Linked DNA regions of Homo sapiens: region 1 is linked to region 2. A link is a loop called in an ENCODE intact Hi-C map of the cell type or tissue named here. Cell type or tissue: right lobe of liver. All regions are shown on one strand. Links, peaks and the distances in the headings refer to the core of each region. The heading gives the core; the rest is flanking DNA. Region 1 overlaps ZNF143 (zinc finger protein 143). Region 2 overlaps SCUBE2 (signal peptide, CUB domain and EGF like domain containing 2).

Region 1 (9,737 bases), core at 1,021-9,020, 490 kb before region 2:
AGCCGGGCATGGTGGCAGGCGCCTGTAGTCCCAGCTACTCAGGGGGCTGAGGCAGGAGAATGGTGTGAACCTAGGAGGCGGAGCTTGCAGTGAGCCGAGATTGCACCACTGCACTCCAGCCTGGGCGACAGAGCAAGACTCTGTCTCAATAACAAAAACAAACAAACAAACAAAAACACAAAATTAGGCGGGCCTGGTGGAGCATGCCTGTAATACCAGCTACTCAGGAGGCTGAGGCAGGAGAAATCACTTGAACCCGGGAGGCAGGGCTTGTGGTGAGCCGAGATGGCACCATTGCACTCCAGCCTGGGCAACAAGGGCGAAACTCCGTCTCAAAAAAAAAAAAAAAAAAAAAAAAAGAAGCTGTTAAAAGTGGTTAAGACTATTTTCATTTTCATAAACATTAACCACAAAGCCAGAATGGTTTGCAAACACACCCACTGATACTAAACTTGGTCTTTAGCACAACTGATTGATTGCAAACCATCAGTACACAATGACCTCACTGTGTAAAGACAATGTATGGCATATTATCTGAGGTATGGTTAATAATTTAGTGACATAAAAGGAACCTCCATCACTTCTTTATTTCATAAAGAACCAGTAAGTAAACAGCAATTTCAACAATCCATTACTACTATAATTGTCAACCAGGAAGATTCCTGGTCCCTCTCGTCTTTCATCACTTTCTACCTCCCATGAAGTCAGAAAGAGAGCAAAAAAAAAATGTTTCCCCCTCAAAGGACATAATATGCTAATCTAAGAGTACTTCTCAATTCAGTGGTTAATCCATGCACTCATATGGCTACAGTCATCAACGTGTAATTTCCATGACAGACATTACTTCATTCCTTTTTGTTCTGTTCCACAGCTATTTATATACCATTATTCCAACAGGTTACAAAACCCAGTGGATCATGTGAGAGAAAACAGAAATCCATCCCTATTCTTGGAAAAACAATCTTAGTTTAGTTTTGTTTTTAAATAAAATGTATATTATTATATTATAGACTATTTTCTAGAATATAGGAACTTCTGGGCTGGGTACGGTGGCTCACGCCTGTAATCCCAGCACTTTGGGAGGCCGAGGTGGGCGGATCACGAGGTCAGGAGATCGAGACCATCCTGGCTAACACGGTGAAACCCCGTCTCTATTAAAAACACAAAAAATTAGCCAGGCATGGTGGCGGGCGCCTGTAGTCCCAGCTACTCAGGAAGCTGAGGCAGGAGAATGGAATGAACCCGGGAGGCGAAGCTTGCAGTGAGCCGAGATCGCACCACTGCACTCCAGCCTGGGCAACAGAGCGAGACTCCATCTCAAAAATAAAAAAAAAAAAAAAAGAATATAGGAACTTCTGATAACCTGAAATATCAACATTTAAGGAAGAGACTTGAGGAAGCTTAGAAAAAGAGTCTTGCAAACTTAAGTCTGATATCATTAAAGCCTGCTTTCTAACTAAAAAGACTCAGCAGTTGTTGTAGGATCTTCTTATTTACTTCCTTTCTCTTAGCAATTGTCAAATATACAGTACATTATTATTAACTGTAGTCACATGCTGTGCAGATCTCCAGAACTTATTCCTCCTAACTGAAACTGTACTCTTTGACCAGTATCTCCCCAATTGATGTAATATTTAACCATGCACACTTACAGTGTTCTGGCTAGAAAATAATCACCATGAAGACTGATGGAATTGCTATTAACCTACCACCACCTAACAAATACCTGAAAAGACAAATCAGGACTACAAGGAATCATCTGAGCAGATGATCTGTTCTTTCCCTTACTCTCCAACAAACCTTTTCCACCTAAATGTTTTTCAATGCTTCAATATATGTTGTTAAAAATGAAAAAAGATGTCTTCTCTTAATTTTCAAATTTACTTCATTTAGGAGGTACTCAATGAAACTGTAAGACAACTTGCTTTGTTTTGTGTTTTAGAAAAACCGACTTCCTTTTACCTACTTACCTATGCTTATTTATCTGAAATAATTCAATGTAATTCTCTAAAATATTTTTCCAAGGGTTTACTGAAACAAATAATTTTGTCTCTTACAATAACATACTTAATAGCACCTGAATCAATGAAGAGTTATTTGGGAGTACTTCTCTAGTGTTACGATTAAGACCAACATGCTTAATGGACCCAAACAGGCTGGCTGCCCCTGCCTCGCTCTCCAGCCTTGTTTCATATCACCTTCCCAGGCAGAACTGCCCTAACTGGCCAGGCTTCATTCAGTATCTCCAATTTACTTTGGTCTCTCCAACCTCCTGGCTTTCTGCATGTGCCATTCTCTCTATTTGGAACATTCTCTTGCCTTTGCTTCCTGCTTCCCTTCCCAGCAACCTCTGCTTCTTCACCCAGTTAACCCCTATTCAACCTCAAGATCTCTCCAAAAATCCCTTCCTTGACCTCCCAAACTAACATTCCCTTCTATACATCCCAGAGTACCACATACTTTTCTTCAATAGCACTTACTGCAGCTGTAAATTATGTTTATGTGATTATACGAATGACACATTAGGATTTCAGAAAATGCTATGAATCATAAATTATGTTCATAACTGTTGATTCTCAAACTCAGAAACAAAATATAGTAGACAAAACTCTCACCTGGGGGCGGCTCAAAGAAGGCTTCCTGCTCCTCCTCGATGGGCTCAGTGTCGTTGTGGGCTGTCCGTTTGTGCATGGCCAGCGTGGAGATCTGCTTGTATGTCTTCCCACAGTGGTTACAGTTGTAAGGTTTGGAATGAGTGTGGACAACATGATGTTTGTACAAACTGGAATATTCTGTAAACCTTTTGTCACACCCAGGAACTGTACAAACATATGGCTTTTCTCCTAAAGAGCAACACCAAAAAAAAGTTCAACTTTTACATATGTAGGCAAAATCATTCCATACTTCCCCCCCAGGGGGTAAAATACCTCTAAAAATAAAGAATTGCCAAACCCCTCCTCATCCCACCATGAGGCAGCACACAAGAAAAGATTCCCTAACTATGGTTTTGACTTGACTCAAAAGGTAGTATGATCCTTAGTGCTGTCTCCATGCATCAACACCAGGTTCTCCTTAATCTCAAGGAATGAGAAAAGGATGGAGATGTTGCCCAGTTTAACTCTAACTTTAATGAAACTGTAATTTGTTTCCCATAATTAGATAATCTAGATACTGTTATAGTCTATTAATAATAATAAATGCTATTATCGTAACTTATGCAGCTTCCTAAGAATTTCATAAAGATAATAAAAAAGGATTGTCTTTAAAAGTCTATTAAACCTAGTTAGATATGTCAATACAACTAAAAGGACAAACATGTTTCATTTAACTTAACCTGACTTCTTACATCCAATCAAAAGCTACTGAGTATTCACTAATAGCAAGCAGGCAATACATAGGGAAGTAAATACTTTAATTTTTGTCCCATGAAACAGCTTGAGAACATTATAGGCAGTACACATATTTTTAGAACTTTTTACTACAGAAAATTTCAAATATACACAAAAGTATAGAGAAACAGTTCCCCATGTACCAATCATCCAGCTTCAACTATCAGTTCATGACCAATATTGTTTCTTATATTTACTACCCATTTCCCCCTTCTTCCCGACCAGGATTATTCCGAAACAGTTGCAGGTAACATTCTTTTTCTTTCAGGCTGTATACCAAAAAGATGGGTCCCAGTTTAAAAAATATGTAAACAAAATTAATAATAATTACTTAATATCACAAAATATCTAGACAGTGCTAACATGTGGTGGTGTAGGGACCTAAAACTGAAAGCAAACTGGAACAAATTAACCTAATTGTTTAAATGAATACTTTTAACTACACTGAAGGGGCTGGGGTGGGGGAACAAATAAATTAATTAAAGTAGCTCATTTACACAGTATTTGACTTATGCCCTCAGTCTTGGGCTCAGTGGCGAGAGTGAGGGGAAGAATTGCAAACAAATATTCAGCTCATTTGTAGTAGGCTTGTTTACTGTAGTGGTATGGGTGAAGGGATTCTGAAACTATTTTAGATGGAATAAAAGACTGAGCAAATGAGTAAATATTTCAAATGCTGCTGGAAGGGCTCCAGCTGTGGAAAAAGGAGAATACAAATATGGAATGGGGGAAGAAAAACAAAAAGAACCCTGTGGTGAAATGGAATTGGAGGTATTGGTGTGAACTCAGATTTTTAAAATGTACATATGAAAGTGTGTATACATATGCATGTCCTGGTTTATTCTCATTCGACACATTCCTTGGGTAACTGCACCTTTCGCAGTGGTTCTAAACACAGTAAACCCCCCCAAAAATAAGATACCACACTAATGTACCGTAACATAAGTCTTACACATAAAGTAATTGGCGATTTCTTCCTGTCCTCTGCCCAGTTCCCATTCCCAAAGCAGGCAGGTTAATGTTCTTATTTTGGTGGATAGTTGCTGAGATGTGGTGAGGGCAAGAGAAAGGGCAGCCAATTTCAACTTGGAAAAATCAGCCCAATTGATATTTAGGCTAGAGCAGAAACTGCCACTAGGTGGCACCAAACCACAGCCAAGAGGCGAATGGATTTGGATTGAGCTTTTGAGCTCCCTTACTGGCTAGTTACATAGCTTCACCTGGGTCATCTGACGAGCCTTGCAAAGAAAAAAAAAGAAAAAGAAAAGAAAAAAGGACTGCATTTCACAGGTCTGAATCTTTACTCTACTGGATATTGTGACCAGTTATTGTAGCAATTACCTGATCATTAGCCAATCTTTTCTTCCAGCCCAGACCCACCTCTTAGGTCAGACCAACATTTATAACTGCATACTCTCTCTACTTCAATTATTCTCAAAACAGTCTACTAAAAGACCTGGGGAGCTTTAAATACACCCTGATGCCTGGGCCTCACCCCAGTACAATTATGTCAGAATCTTTGCAGACAGGATCTGGGCAATCAGTCTATTTTAAAGAGATACATCCAATATGCAGACTCATTTGAGAGCACTGCTCTACCTAAATGTTCCAAAGACATCAGTATGGCCAAACTTAATGTAGGCATCTCTCTTATTGAATGCTAATTTGCCCATAAAATGTGTTGAATGGCTAGCTTTCAGATAATTAGTCTGTATTCCATTGCTTTTTTCTTTTCTTTTTGAGACGGAGTCTCGCTCTGTCACCCATGCTGGAAGTGCAATGGTGTGATCTCGACTCACTGCAACCTCCACCTCCTGGATTCAAGTGATTATCCTGCCTCAGCCTCCTGAGTAGCTGGGATTACAGGCAGCTGCCACCACACCCAGCTAACTTTTGTATTTTTTGGTAGAGAATTGGTTTCGCCATGTTGGCCAGGCTGGTTTTGAACTCCTGACCTCAAGTGATCCACCCACCTTGGCCTCCCAAAGTGCTGGGATTACAGGCATGAGCTACTACTGCGCCAAGCTCTATCTATATTCCATTAATTTAAATGGGAAAAATAATGTTTTCCCAGCCCATCCAAAAAGCCCCAGCCATTTTCTCCAAATATTACAAAAAGGCACTTAAGCACATATATTTTAATAAGAAGCACTTAAAAGATGAATTGTCTTTTCCTTTTTTTTTTTTTTTTTTTGATATGGAGTCTCACTCAGTCGCCCAGGCTGGAGTGCAGTGGCATGATCTTGACTCACTACAACCTCCACCTCCCAGGTTCAAGCAACTCTCCTGCCTCAGTCTCCCAAGTAGCTGGGATTGCAGGTGCCCACCACCAGGCCTAATTTTTGTATTTTTTGGTAGAGACAGGGTTTCACCATGTTGGCCAGGCTGGTCACGAAACTCTGACCTCAAGTGATCTGCTCACCTTGACCTTCCCCAAGTGCTGGGATTACAGGTGTGAGCCACCATGCCTGGCCATAATTATTTAACAGTAAGTGAACTCATTCGTAGGTACATGTTTATGTATAGCACACAAAAATTGCATATCAGGGCTGGGCGTGGTGGCTCACCTGAGGTCAGGAGTTCAAGATCAGCTGGGCCAACATGGTGAAACCCTGTCTCTACTAAAAATACAAAACTTAGCTCAGCGTGATGACATGCGCCTGTAATCCCAGCTACTCGGGAGGCTGAGGCAGGAGAATCACTTGAACCCAGGAGGCAGAGGTCGCAGTGAGCTGAGGTCACGACACTGCACTCCAGCCTGAGCGACAGAGCGAGACTCCATCTCAAAAAAAAAGTCTTTTGGCCAGGCATGGTGGCTCACGCCTGTAATCCTAGCACTTTGGGAGGCCAAGGTGGGTGGATCACAACGTCAGGAGATGGAGACCATCCTGGCCAACATGGTGAAACCCTGTCTCTACTAAAAATACAAAAATTAGCTGGGCATGGTGGTATGCGCCTGTAGTCCCAGCTACTCAGGAGGCTGAGGCAGGAGAATCACTTGAACCCAGGAGGCGGAGGTTGCAGTGAGCCTAGATCGTGCCATTGCACTCCAGCCTGGGTGACAGGGCGTGACTCCATCTTAAAAAAAAAAAAAAAAAGAGGCTGGGCGTGGTGGCTCACACCTGTAATCCCAGCACTTTGGGAGGCCGAGGCGGGTGGATCACAAGGTCAAGAGATTGAGACTGTCATGGCCAACATGGTGAAATCCCGTCTCTATTAAAAGTATAAAAATTAGCTGGGCGTGGTGGCAGGTGCCTGTAGTCCCAGCTACTCAGGAGGCTGAGGCAGGAGAATCGCTTGAACCCAGGAGGCGGAGGTTGCAGTGAGCTGAGATCACGCCATTGCACTCCAGCCTGGGCAACAGAGCGAGACGCTGTCTCAAAAAAAAAAAAAAAAAAAGAAAAAAGAAAAAAATGTCTTTTAATTTTGAATTAACACAAGTTTACTCTTAATACCAGTAATAAAACAATATATTAAAATTTTTCTTATAAAACTAATGCATATCCTGCCTTACGCTCACATTTGCCTTTCCATTCTCACCCACCAAAAATACATCCACAAAATGGAGCATTAAAATTAAAAGCTTCTATACTGCAAATATCATTAAGAGAATTAAAAAACCAGCCACAGAATGGAAGAAAATATCTGTAACTAATATATCTAATAAGAGACTTGGATTCAAGTCTCTCGAATTAAAGTTATACAACTCAGTAATAAAGACACAACCCAATTTTAAAAACGGGCAAAGGATTTGAATAGACATTTCTCCAAAGAAGATATACACATGGCTAATAAATACATAAAAAGATGCTTTGGCCAGGTGTGGTGGCTCAAACCTGTAATCCCAGCAGTTTGGGAGGCTGAGGTGGGAGGATCACAAGGTCAGGAGTTTGAGACTAGCCTGGCCAACATGGTGAAAACCTATCTCTATTAAAAATACAAAAATTAGCTGGGTGTGGTGGCAGGTGTCTGTAATCCCAGCTACTTGTGGGGGCTGAGGCAGAAGAATTGCTTGAACGTGGGAGGTGGAGGGTGCAGCAGGCCAAGATTGCGCCACTGCACTCCAGCCTGAGTGACACAGCAAGACTCTGTCTCAAAAAAAAAAAAAAAAAAAAAAAAAAGGCAAGGCGTGGTGGCTCATGCCTGTGATCCCACCACTTTGGGAGGCCAAGGCAGGTGAATCACCTGAGGTCAGAAGTTTGAGACCGGCCTGGCCAACATGGTGAAACCCTGTCTCTACTAAAAATACAAAAATTAGCTGGGTGTGGTGGCACACACCTGTAGTCCCAGCTACTCAGGAGGCTGAAACAGGATCAATCAATCAATCGCTTGAACCCGGCAGGCGGAGGCTGCAGTGAGCTGAGATCACACCACTACACTCCAGCCTGGGCGAGACAGAGCGTGACTCCGTCTCAAAAAAAAAAAAAAAAGCTTCACATCATTAGCCATCAGAAAAATGCAAATCAAAAGTCGGAATGAGATACCAATTCACACCTACTAAGATGGCTATAATAAAAAAAGACAGATAATAACAACTGTTAGCTGGGATAATAACAACTGTTAGCTGGGATGTGGAGAAACTGGAACCCTCATCCATTGCTGATGAGACTGTAAAATGGTGCAGCCACTTGGGAGAACAGTTTGGAAGTTCCTAAAATGTTAAGCATGGAGTTACCATATGACCCAGCAAGTCCACTCCTAAGTACACATCCAAGAGAAATGAAAACATGTCCACATAAAAACTTGTACATGAATGCTCATTGCATATAAGGAATACATATGACATATGTAATCTATTATTATTCTTAATAGCCAGAAGTGAAAACAACTGGTGAATAAACAAAATGTAGTACATCCATATAATGAAATACTATTCAGTTACTGAAAAAAGAAAGAATTTAAAAGTTGCTACAACATGGTTGAACTTCAAAAACATTATGCAGGCTAGGAGCGGTGGCTCATGTCTGTAATCCCAGCACTTTGGGAGGTCGAGGCAGGTGGATCACGAGGTCAGGAGATCGAGACCGTCCTGGCTAACACAGTGAAACCCCGTCTCTACTAAAACATACAAAAAATTAGCCAGGCATGGTGGCAGGCGCCTATAGTCCCAGCTACTTGGGAGGCTGAGGCAGGAGAATGGTGTGAACCCAGGAGGCGGAGCTTGCAGTGAGCCGAGATTGCGCCACTGCACTCCATTATGCAAAGAGAACGAAGTCAGACAAAAACCCCCCACATACTGCATGATTTCATTTATATGAAAATATCCAGAATGGGCAAACCCATAGAAGAGAAAGTAGATTCGTGATTGCTTACACCTGGGGGGCGGGGTGGGGAAAGGACTGCTTCTGAGTATGGAATTTCTTTTAGGGGAAATGAAAATATTCTAAAATTGAATTGTGGTGATGGTTGCACAACCTTGTGAATATACTAAAAAACACTGAAACACATACTTTTTTTTTTTTTTTGAGATGGAGTCTCGCTCTTGCTCAGGCTGGAGTGCAGTGGTGCGATCTCAACTCACTGCAAGCTCTGCCTCCCGGGTTCATGCTGTTCTCCTGCCTCAGCCTCCGGAGTAGCTGGGACTATAGGCACCCGCCACCATGCCCGGCTAATTTTTTGTGTTTTTAGTAGACATGGGGTTTCACCATGTTAGCCAAGGATGGTCTCGATATCCTGACCTCGTGATCCGCTCACTTCGGCCTCCCAAAGTGCTGGGATTACAGGCGTGAGCCACCGCGCCCGGCCCATACACTTTAAATAGATGAATTGTATAGTATGTGAATTATATTTCAATAAAGCAGTTTCCCAAAAAAAAAAAAAAAAAAAAAAAAGAATATGGCCAGGCGCGGTGGCTCACACCTGGATTCCCAGCACTTTGAGAGGCCGAGGCGGGCAGATCACCTGAGGTTGGGAGTTTCAGACTAGCCTGACCAACATGGAGAAACCCCGTCTCTACTAAAAATACAAAATTACCCGGGCATGGTGGCACATGCCTGTAATCCCAGTTACTAGGGAGGCTGAGGTGGGAGAATCGCTTAAACCTGGGAGGCGGAGGTTGCAGTGAGCCGAGATCGCGCCATTGCACTCCAGCCTGGGCAACAACAGCGAAACTCCATCCCAAAAAAAAAAAAAAAAAAAAAAAAAAAAGAATATATCCATAGACCACCCCGCCCCCTCACAAGCTTCACAAAGTCCAGTTTAAGAAGTACCTTAACTTTGACAGCACAACACACAAGGCCTCTGGCTACCTCTCAGAACTCACCTTGTACAAATCTTCTACATGTACTTAATGCTCCTGTCATATGGAACCACTGAGTATCATGCTTTTTCATACCTTTGTGCCTTTCC
Region 2 (9,737 bases), core at 1,273-9,272:
AAGTGAAAGAGTGAGTTTGGAAGCAACTAAATCATAAGAATGCAAAACATGTTCTTTATTCCAACAGAGGACTACCAGGAACTCATTGAAGACATAGTTCGAGATGGCAGGCTCTATGCATCTGAGAACCATCAGGAAATACTTAAGGTGAGTGCCTGGCTCAGGTGGACATGGCAGTTATCCACAGAGCTTCCCGAGTACTGTTGGAGAAGGCTTCTCCTCCTGCTCCTTGTTGCCACCTTTCAGACACGGAGCCTGTCCTGGGCCAAGGTCAGTTTTATACCTTCACCAGACTTAATTTTTAAAAAAATCAGGTTGCTGTCTTTAGTGTTGTCAAGTGAAGTTGTATTTTTCAATTTGGAAACTTGTGGAGGGGCAGGGAGAAATTTGCTTATAAATCCAAACCAACAGCAAATAATGTTTTTCTATTAATTCCAAATAGTTGAGGATCCTTGGCTCTTTATGTATACTTCAAGCCTAAAATTCACCAAAGTTTAAATACTTATAAATAATTAGCAATAAACACTTGTGGTATCACTAATCCTACAAATACTCCCAAATCCCAGTGTTGCATTCATCTGGTTGGGAAAAAGAAAACAGGATTTTACATATTAAAGTTTTATTTATAAAAGTAATTCATACTTCTTAAAACTAATTAGGAAAAATAAAAACTGGAAAGAAGATAAAAATCAGAGGAAACAATTTTTGCAAGTGTTTTTCAGCTAAGCAAGCTACGGCCTAATACTGGGTCATTATAGTTCCATGGGCAAAATGTCAGCATATTTAAATATTTTGGCCCAGTAACAAAAATTCTGTTCTTTTTAGGATAAGAAACTTATCAAGGCTCTGTTTGATGTCCTGGCCCATCCCCAGAACTATTTCAAGTACACAGCCCAGGAGTCCCGAGAGATGTTTCCAAGATCGTTCATCCGATTGCTACGTTCCAAAGTGTCCAGGTTTTTGAGACCTTACAAATGACTCAGCCCACGTGCCACTCAATACAAATGTTCTGCTATAGGGTTGGTGGGACAGAGCTGTCTTCCTTCTGCATGTCAGCACAGTCGGGTATTGCTGCCTCCCGTATCAGTGACTCATTAGAGTTCAATTTTTATAGATAATACAGATATTTTGGTAAATTGAACTTGGTTTTTCTTTCCCAGCATCGTGGATGTAGACTGAGAATGGCTTTGAGTGGCATCAGCTTCTCACTGCTGTGGGCGGATGTCTTGGATAGATCACGGGCTGGCTGAGCTGGACTTTGGTCAGCCTAGGTGAGACTCACCTGTCCTTCTGGGGTCTTACTCCTCCTCAAGGAGTCTGTAGTGGAAAGGAGGCCACAGAATAAGCTGCTTATTCTGAAACTTCAGCTTCCTCTAGCCCGGCCCTCTCTAAGGGAGCCCTCTGCACTCGTGTGCAGGCTCTGACCAGGCAGAACAGGCAAGAGGGGAGGGAAGGAGACCCCTGCAGGCTCCCTCCACCCACCTTGAGACCTGGGAGGACTCAGTTTCTCCACAGCCTTCTCCAGCCTGTGTGATACAAGTTTGATCCCAGGAACTTGAGTTCTAAGCAGTGCTCGTGAAAAAAAAAAGCAGAAAGAATTAGAAATAAATAAAAACTAAGCACTTCTGGAGACATAATAATGTACATTTATTGCCAGCCTTCCTCGTTGCAAGCTTCCACCCTGCAGCAAATGCACTATGCTGACTCTCGCACCTTCAGCTGTGCCCTCTGACACTCTGCTGGCCATTGCCTGAGGGACTGGGGAGTTCAGGTGAAATGTAATTTCCTCAGTGGATGAGAATCATCAATTGTCATGAAAAGGCGATTTCACCAACCCTGAGTCGGTATTGCCAAGGGTTCTACTCCCCAAGTGGGCTTCCCATCACAAGGGATCTGAGGTCCAGGTGGGTGTGGTGAGGCCCAGCCTGTCATGTATGCCTTCCTTCCCCAGTCTCAAATGTGAGAGACGGACTCTGCTCCGTGGACATGAGCAGCCCCTTGAAGGGTGGTCTCATTCTCTAACAGTAACAGCACTGCCAGAAACACCCCCTGAATGCCACACGATCATCTCACTTTGGGTCAGGCCAGCAGGGCCTCACGATCATTTCTTGAACTTGAATTTTCAGTGTTATTGAATCTTTAAACATTTAAATCCCCAAGCAAAAATCTCATTACAGTGAATAAAAAGGAATCCAATCAAACAAGCCACCACTTCCCTAATGGATGGACTACCTACAACTATAGTGTTTTGTTATTTCAATAACAATTCTATGCACAGCCAATTCTCCATACCAAAGTACTAAAAAAATGTTTAACAAGCATTTTTGAAGAAAACAAAGAGAACTTCATTATGGTTAAACTTGCTTTTCATCTCAGTGTTGCTTTTTTTAACCTGTTAATAACATTGATTCTTAAAAAGTCCTAATCAAACTTCTTTATTTGGATGGGCCCTAAATATTCATTTTCAGATTTCTCTTCAAAAGTTTGAACATCATCATTAAAAAAAAAATAGCATTAAAACAAGCACTTGGACTTTGTTATACTGGAGCTTGGCCTATATTTCTGAGTCTAACCATAAGATGAAAATTCGAATGTCACATAAACCCGAGTTAGTGACCGCACTGATGTGAAGGTGAGATGAGCTGAGCTGCACCATTCTGTCCAGGCATGTTAGCAACTTTGTGCTCATGACTGTGTGATCCTGTCTTGCTGATTTCACAAGAAGGCTAGGGATGGGAATACTCTGGGGGTTGGAAGGAGGCTGCATAAACCCGGTCACTATGGAGGAGCATCCTCCACGGGGCAGCCCCATGCACCAGAGCTGTGTTGCTGGTACACGCACAAACCACTGACGCACAGGAGGTATAAAGAGGAGCTTCCTCTCTATTCCCTCAACTACCTTAAGAGATGCTGTGATCCTGTTGGGGGCTGGCTATCTGGAGATACTATTTCTACCTGCTACATCAATATTTATCAAACTTCTGCCTGGTACTCTAGGCCCTGGGGATGCGGCGATAAGACAGACAAGGTCCCTGCCCTCATGAAGCTTACATTTTAGAGGGAAGAGACAGACAAAGAACAGATAAATCAACATGAAAAGTAGCAGCTAGTGGTAAGAGCTATGTTGAAAATTAAAATAGGTTACTGTAACAGATGATTGTGTGGCTACTTTAGGATTGGGGATTATAGATGGCCTCTATGCGGAAATTACATTTCAATTGAAAACTAAATGGCAAGAAGAAACCAGTCTTGGGAAAATTAGGGGGAAGAGCTTTCCAGAGAGAGGAAAACCAAGTGCAAAGGCTGTCAGGCAGGAGCAACCATTTGTGTATATTGTAGTCTAGTGAGAAGGCAGGTCGTACAAGATGAGGCTAGAGAACCAGACACGGCCAGATCACATCGGGCTTTGGAATCTATAATGAGGGGTTTGAGTTATTTCTAAATATGTTGCAAACTTTTGAATGGATTTAAGCAGAGGAGTGAGATAATCTGATTTATGTTTTAAAAGGGTAGCTGTGGCTACTGTGTGAATAGGAAGCCAGCACGGAGGCAGAGAGAGTTATTCACAGACTACTGCAACAGAACAAGCAGCCATCCAGTTGGCAGATGAAGGTATTGTCTGGATTAGGGTGTTGTAGTGGAGATGAGAGAAGTAGAAGGATTCTGGATGTGTTTTGGGGGACAGTCAACAGAATTTGCTGATGGGGATTGTATGGAAGTGCTGAGGGAAAGAAGGAAGTCAAAGATGACTCCTAGTTGCCTAAGAAACTGGTAGATGGAGGAGACTAGGAGGAGCAGGTTCGGGATATGCAGCAGTTTTAAAACATGTTTGCAAATTCTTTGAGGTTCCTTCCATGGACAGTTGGGGTCTGTGTCACCTCCCCTTGACTCTGGGCTCTGTGACTGCTTGACCAATATTAACATGGCAGAAGTAATGCTTTACGAGGCCCAGGGCTTAAGACACTAGCAGCTTCCACTTCCTCTCCTTAGGACACTCACACTTGAAACTCAGTCACCACGTCATGAGGAAGCAAGCCATAACAGCCTGTGGAGAGGCCATGTGGAGAGGAACCACAGTCCCTCCACCCACCGGCCAGGCTGAGCTTCCAGGCGACAGCCAGCAAAACTTGCCAGCTGCGTGAGTAAGCCATCTTGGAAAGGGATTCTCCAGCTGCTCCAGCTGACACTTCATGGAGCAGTCCTCATTGAACCACAGAAAAATTAGAGATTTGTGTGCAAAATTAATGATTATTATCTTAAATGATTGATAGGTTTTGAGGTGACTTCTTATGCAGTAATATAACAGTGAAAAGGGGAGATGGTTAAGAGTTCCATTTTGGCCATTCTAGGTTCTAGGTGCCTATCATATGTCCAACTGGAGGGTTCAAATAGGCAAATGGTTATACAAAGCCCCAGGAGAGGTCAGGGCTGGAATATAAGTTTTAATGTCACAGAGTAAAGGCATGAGACTTTACCCCGGTTAAGGTCACCTGGGAAACATGTAAATAAAAGAAGACCGGGGAACTCTTAATTCTGGGATTTCCTGTGTGGGCACAGGAACCAGGACTTTGAGGAGCTGCGTATTAAGTAAACAGGAAGAGGTCAGAGCTGAGCTTCCATCTTCCCTCCAAGAGAGCTAGTTCTATGGGTGAACCCTGAATGGGCATGGATCTGTACAGTCCTTCCTTCTAGCTGTAGATATTGTTCTTTAGCCATTTACTGAAGTGCTGCATCTATGGATTTAACAACATCTCCCTTGAATTTCCAATGCTAATAAAAAAGTGTTTGCCTTTTCACACTAACAGACAATTATCTTCACTTTGGAAAATTGCTTCCTCTGAATCATGCCCTGAGCTGTTAAGTGTGTCGTCTGTAGGCACTCACTGGATTTAGGTTTGCAGGTGATATTAAAATGTCATGTGGCAACCTGGAAAAGGCAGTGGCTGCACAGCACAGTGCAAGGACTTGCTTACCCTCCGGCAGATCTTTGCAGGAAGATGCACCGGAGCTGTTGCCTGCAGCTGACCACCACAGCTGGTGGGCCTATGTGCTGGAAAACCCAGGGGTCATTCCAGGCCCAGCTGTAATCTTCTTAGCCCTGAAGAGATGCCTCTTACTGTCAGCATCTCTGCTTCTTTTCACACAGCAGGATACGTCTTGGAGCCTTACTCAAGTCTGCACTACTTCTAGCCAGCATTTGGGAGGCAAATGGACTAGCTGAGGCTGGAGTAAAGCAGTTCCTCACCAAGTTGAGGGAATCTTGTTGCATACGGCCCTCTAGCTAGGCAAGCCATCAGCTGCCTACAATTTAAGGTCCTGGGAGTGGCCAGTAGGGGCCCATCCACAGAAACTTAGAGGCCTTGGTGAGGCTTCATTTCTGTGACCATCTTCCATTCCAGGGGCTTGTGAGCCCAGCTCAGAGGTGTCCTAATATTTGTAGTGCCCTGCCTCCTTCTCCCTTCAGGCAGTCTCGATCAGCCTGCAGGAGACCACCCTTAGGGACCTGTTAACACAGCAAGGCTGCTCCTGTGATCCATGTCAGTGATATAGCCATGAAGATATCACTACTCAGCAGGGAGCACTTTCCAGAGAACACAGTGGCATCAAAATAGATTTAGAAAATGAAACCACTCTAATATAGGCAGTTTGCCTTAGTTGAATAAAAGCGATACAAATTAAACCTACCTACTGCAAGCAATGACAGTAACTCAGTAGTGCTTGGTTTTCAGAGTATCTCATAAAGGGGATGCAACTACAGACCTTAGTTACTAATAATTTCTTATTATGTTTTTGGTCATTCATTCATTTATGCAACATATATTTATGGAGAGCCTATTAAGTGCTAGACATTGTAGGAGCCAGGGATACTGCAGGGAGCAAAAGAAGCTCCCTGCTCTTGTGGAATTTAGGTTCCAGTCTGGGGAGACAGACAATAAACAAATGAACATATACTGTAAAGTCAAGTAGTGATGAGTGGTATAAATAAGGAAGGGCTAAAGGACAGAGAATGAGGAGGTGGTGGGAGGGAGCTGCTGTCTTAGGATGAGCTCATCATTAGAGTCATGAATCCAGGCCCCTCCTAGAGCACTGGCTCCTCAAACCAAGCCTGGCAGCACTGGCCCTGGCAAGCTCCTTTATCCGCCCAGCAAGACCTTGGCATTTCATGTCAAGCCAAGCTGACCAAAGCTTCAAGCTGTGAACAAGCCATTTGGCAGTTCCTCGAACAGGTGCCACCTAGTGGTTGCAATATGGAGTCGACCTGTGTTTCTGTCTCCCGTCCCACTGCCTCAGACCTTACATGCCCATAATTCAAGACAAGATCTTACCCAAGGGGCCCTGGGGACTAGGGCTGTGATTTGACAACTGATTGGTCGCATGTTGTTTGACACAGCCCTCGGAGTTTATTTTGTTTAGATATTTTCCTTTTTTCTCTGCTTGGCAGAGAAAAACTAGTGACCAAGTCCAAACTCATTGATCTAGGTCATTTCAAACTATCAACAACGCTCTGAATCTCACATACAAACACCGCATATTCATGCATTCACTGTTACGGTCTAGGCACCAGGGTAGGCTGGATATATAGTCCTGAGTCAGAAGGGAAAAGGAGTTGAAGGAATGATGAGGACAAAATCTACTCCTCAATTATAATCTTGCATGTTTTACCACTTTGTAGTTCCAGGAGCTCCCTACCACACTCCCCTGCCTTGGATTGTTCTCTGATCCTACACAGTATCCTAGGACTGAAGGATAATTTTGGGCCACAGGTTGAAGTTTTCTGTCTTTTCCCTACAAAACGCAAAAAGTAGAAATACAAGCCTACCTCAAATTTGAGCTTCGGTGCTGGCTTTGCCTTATTACATGTGTGGCAGTTGAAAAAAATTAACAGCTGCTAAGCAGGAATTGGAACCAATGCCCCAGAGAAGACAGAGCCCAGTAATGTCTGAAGCAGCATGCACAGCAGAACAGCATGGAGGTACAGAGTGTGAGCTTGTGGTGAACCCTGGCCAAGCCTGCTAAGTGCGGCCCTCTGCAGCCTTGTGGGTAACCTATCCTGTGTGACCACAAATTGGTCATCAGCACACACTGTCAATGCAGCGGTGTGTGTGTGATGCCTGATCATGCTATAAAACTGTGGACAGTGTAGCACATTGGAACCCCAATGTTACTTCCAGGTGACTTGGCTTGAAGAAGTCAGCTTTTAGCAGCCACATCAGGTACCTAAACTGGAGTTTTAAGTAATGCAGGTGCCAAGTATAAGAGGTTTGATAGGGCCAGGCACGGTGGCTCATGCCTGTAGTCCCAGCACTTTGGGATGTCAAGGCGGGTGGATCATTTGAGGTCAGGAGTTCAAGACCAGGCTGGCCAACATGGTGAAACCCTGTATCTACTAGAAATACAAAAATTAGCCGGGCGGTAGTGGCGCATGCCTGTAATCCCAGCTACTCGAGAGGCTGAGGCAGGAGAATTGCTTGAGCCTGGGAAGCAGAGGTTGCGGTGAGCCGAGATCGTGCCACTGCACTCCAGCCTTGGCAACAGAGTGAGATGCTGTCTCAAAAACAAAAAACAAAACAATTTAAAAAAAGAGGCTTGATAAACCATCACTAAGGCTCCCCATGAGGAACTGGGATGACTCAAACAGCATCACTCACCCAGTACCCCCCGGGCCCAGTATTCCTAATGTACTTCTCTGAAAATGCATTATCTACATTTATCACACTGATAGGTGCCTTCTCTAAGATTTATGATTCATAATGCTCATATTCTCCAAGACTCCCATTATGTCCTTTACGGTACCTGGATTTGTATCCCAGTTCTGCCACTTATTAGCTATGTGACCTTGTGGAAGTTATTTAACTTCTCTGTGCCTCAGTTTCTTCATGTGGTAAATAAAGATAATGATAGTACCTACAAGATAGAGCTGTTTTGAGAATTAAATGAGTTAATACCTGGAAAACTCTTGAAACATTGCCTGGCATGTAGTAAGGGCCCAATAAACGTTAACTGTCATCCTCATCGTTACATTTCACTTCTTGAGACTTTAGAAGTTAAACCCAAGAAACATTCTTTAAAGGGGTTCACTCTCTGCTGGGTTTCCCCATTTCACTGAGATGGAAAGTTCTTTAGTCACAGTTTTTCTAGTGGGGTATGTCCTAGCAACAGAAAAATTAAAGCTTGAAGTAGGAATGAAAGGCTATGATGCCTGATTTGGGTTCTCACACAAGGCCTTCCAAACACCCGTGTCCTCCTGAGCTGGGAAGGTAAAATGAGCTCTTCCAATCGCCTGAGCTTCTCTTAGGTCAGGGACGGCACAGACACAAGTGCACATACACAGCGCAGCCTCTCAATCCTTCATTTTTTCTGAGTTCCAATCCTCAGCCCCTGGTATGTGAGGATCACAGTACATCTCCTTGCTGAGCCCAGAAGCACATGTTTTCCAGAACTGCCTATTTCTATTCGATGTTTCCAGCATGGCAACATCCAACTTCAGAGTCCAAGAAGGCAGTACTCAGGTCTCTAGGCAGGCAAGGTCAATGAAGACACTCACTGTGGCAAGGTGTGAATAATTTGCATGAAACCTGTGGTCATTGAAACAAAGCCCCTTTTTGAGACATGAGGACACAGGCCTGGCCAAGGTGGGTCTGACCACTGTGCAGCATGTGCCAGGGAGAGTACAGAACTCAAAGTGCAATGTGCTAACGGAGTGTAGACAGACTGAAAAGAGTGAATTTCATTTTTTTAAACATCATGAATGAGATAGGAAAAAAGCCAGTAATTATACAGCAGAGAAATCAGGCAATACCTTGACCAGATGATCAAAATTAGCATGTCCAATAAAGGACAGATGGATATCATGTGCCTACAGATGTGATAGCCTGAGAAGAACGTACCATCACCTATACTGTACTCAAGCCAAAAATGCATCACCTCAATCTCAATACAAGGAAAATGCAGACAAACACAAAATGAAGAATGCTCTATTTTAAAAAGGGGAGGGAAGTTGAAAAACAACTTGCACATCAGTGAAATTTTAAAGCTTGTGTGCTTCAAAAGACACTATTAAGAAGTGAAAAGGTAGCCCATGGAATGGTAGAAAATGTTTGTAAATCATATATCTGACAAGAGACTAATAGCTACAATATGTAAAGAGTTCTTACAAGTCAATAATAATGAGACAAATCACTCAATTAAAAATGGACAGAGGAGGCTGGGCATGTTGGCTCACACCTGTAATCCCAGCACTTTGGGAGGCCGAGGCAGGTGGATCATGAGATCAGGAGACTGAGACCATCCTGGCTAATACAGTGAAACCCTGTCTCTACTAAAAATACAAAAAATTAGCCAGGCGTGGTGGTGGGCACCTGTGGTCCCAGCTACTCGGGAGGTTGAGGCAGGAGAATGCCGTGAACCCAGGGGGCGGAGCTTGCAGTGAGCCGAGGTCACGCCACTGCACTCCAGCCTAGGCGACAGAGCGAGACTCTGTCTCAAAAAAAAAAAAAAAAAAAAAGAAGATGGACAGAGGATTTTAATAGACATGTTTCCAAAGAAGACAAACAAATGACCAATAAGCACCTGAAAAGATGCTTAACATCATTAGTCATCAGGGAAACACAAATCAGAACCATAATGAGATACCATCTCAACCTCACTAGCATGGCTATAATAAAAAAGACAGATGGTAAAAAGTGTTGAAGAGGATGTGAAGAAATTGGAACCCTCATACACTGCTGGTGGAGATG

What was found. Peaks named below come from ENCODE experiments on the same cell type or tissue, not always from the same donor. Only the 100,000 strongest peaks of a DNase experiment are listed, where the experiment ranks them.
Region 1: it touches region 2 in a loop (6-fold over the local background); 50 of 110 quality-filtered maps call a loop at or near these places.

What each region holds. Positions count from the first base shown.
Region 1 is chr11:9,501,725-9,511,461 of GRCh38, reverse strand. It overlaps ZNF143 (zinc finger protein 143), which reads right to left. Exons shown (of 16, transcript NM_003442.6): 12 at 2,616-2,843. Among named protein-coding and RNA genes, the nearest start is that of ZNF143, 46 kb to the right of the region's middle. RefSeq lists a silencer at 4,490-4,609. In right lobe of liver, for the core only: CTCF peaks have their summits at 4,321 and 4,524 (motif pointing right); a DNase peak (open chromatin) is centred at 4,531; H3K27ac peaks cover 749 bases.
Region 2 is chr11:9,012,286-9,022,022 of GRCh38, reverse strand. It overlaps SCUBE2 (signal peptide, CUB domain and EGF like domain containing 2), which reads left to right. Exons shown (of 23, transcript NM_001367977.2): 22 at 68-147; 23 at 826-2,547. The coding sequence ends at 978. The region is part of intron 1 of NRIP3-DT (NRIP3 divergent transcript); the gene reads right to left. Among named protein-coding and RNA genes, the nearest start is that of NRIP3-DT, 13 kb to the right of the region's middle. In right lobe of liver, for the core only: a CTCF peak has its summit at 6,234 (motif pointing left); DNase peaks (open chromatin) are centred at 4,042 and 6,232; H3K27ac peaks cover 752 bases.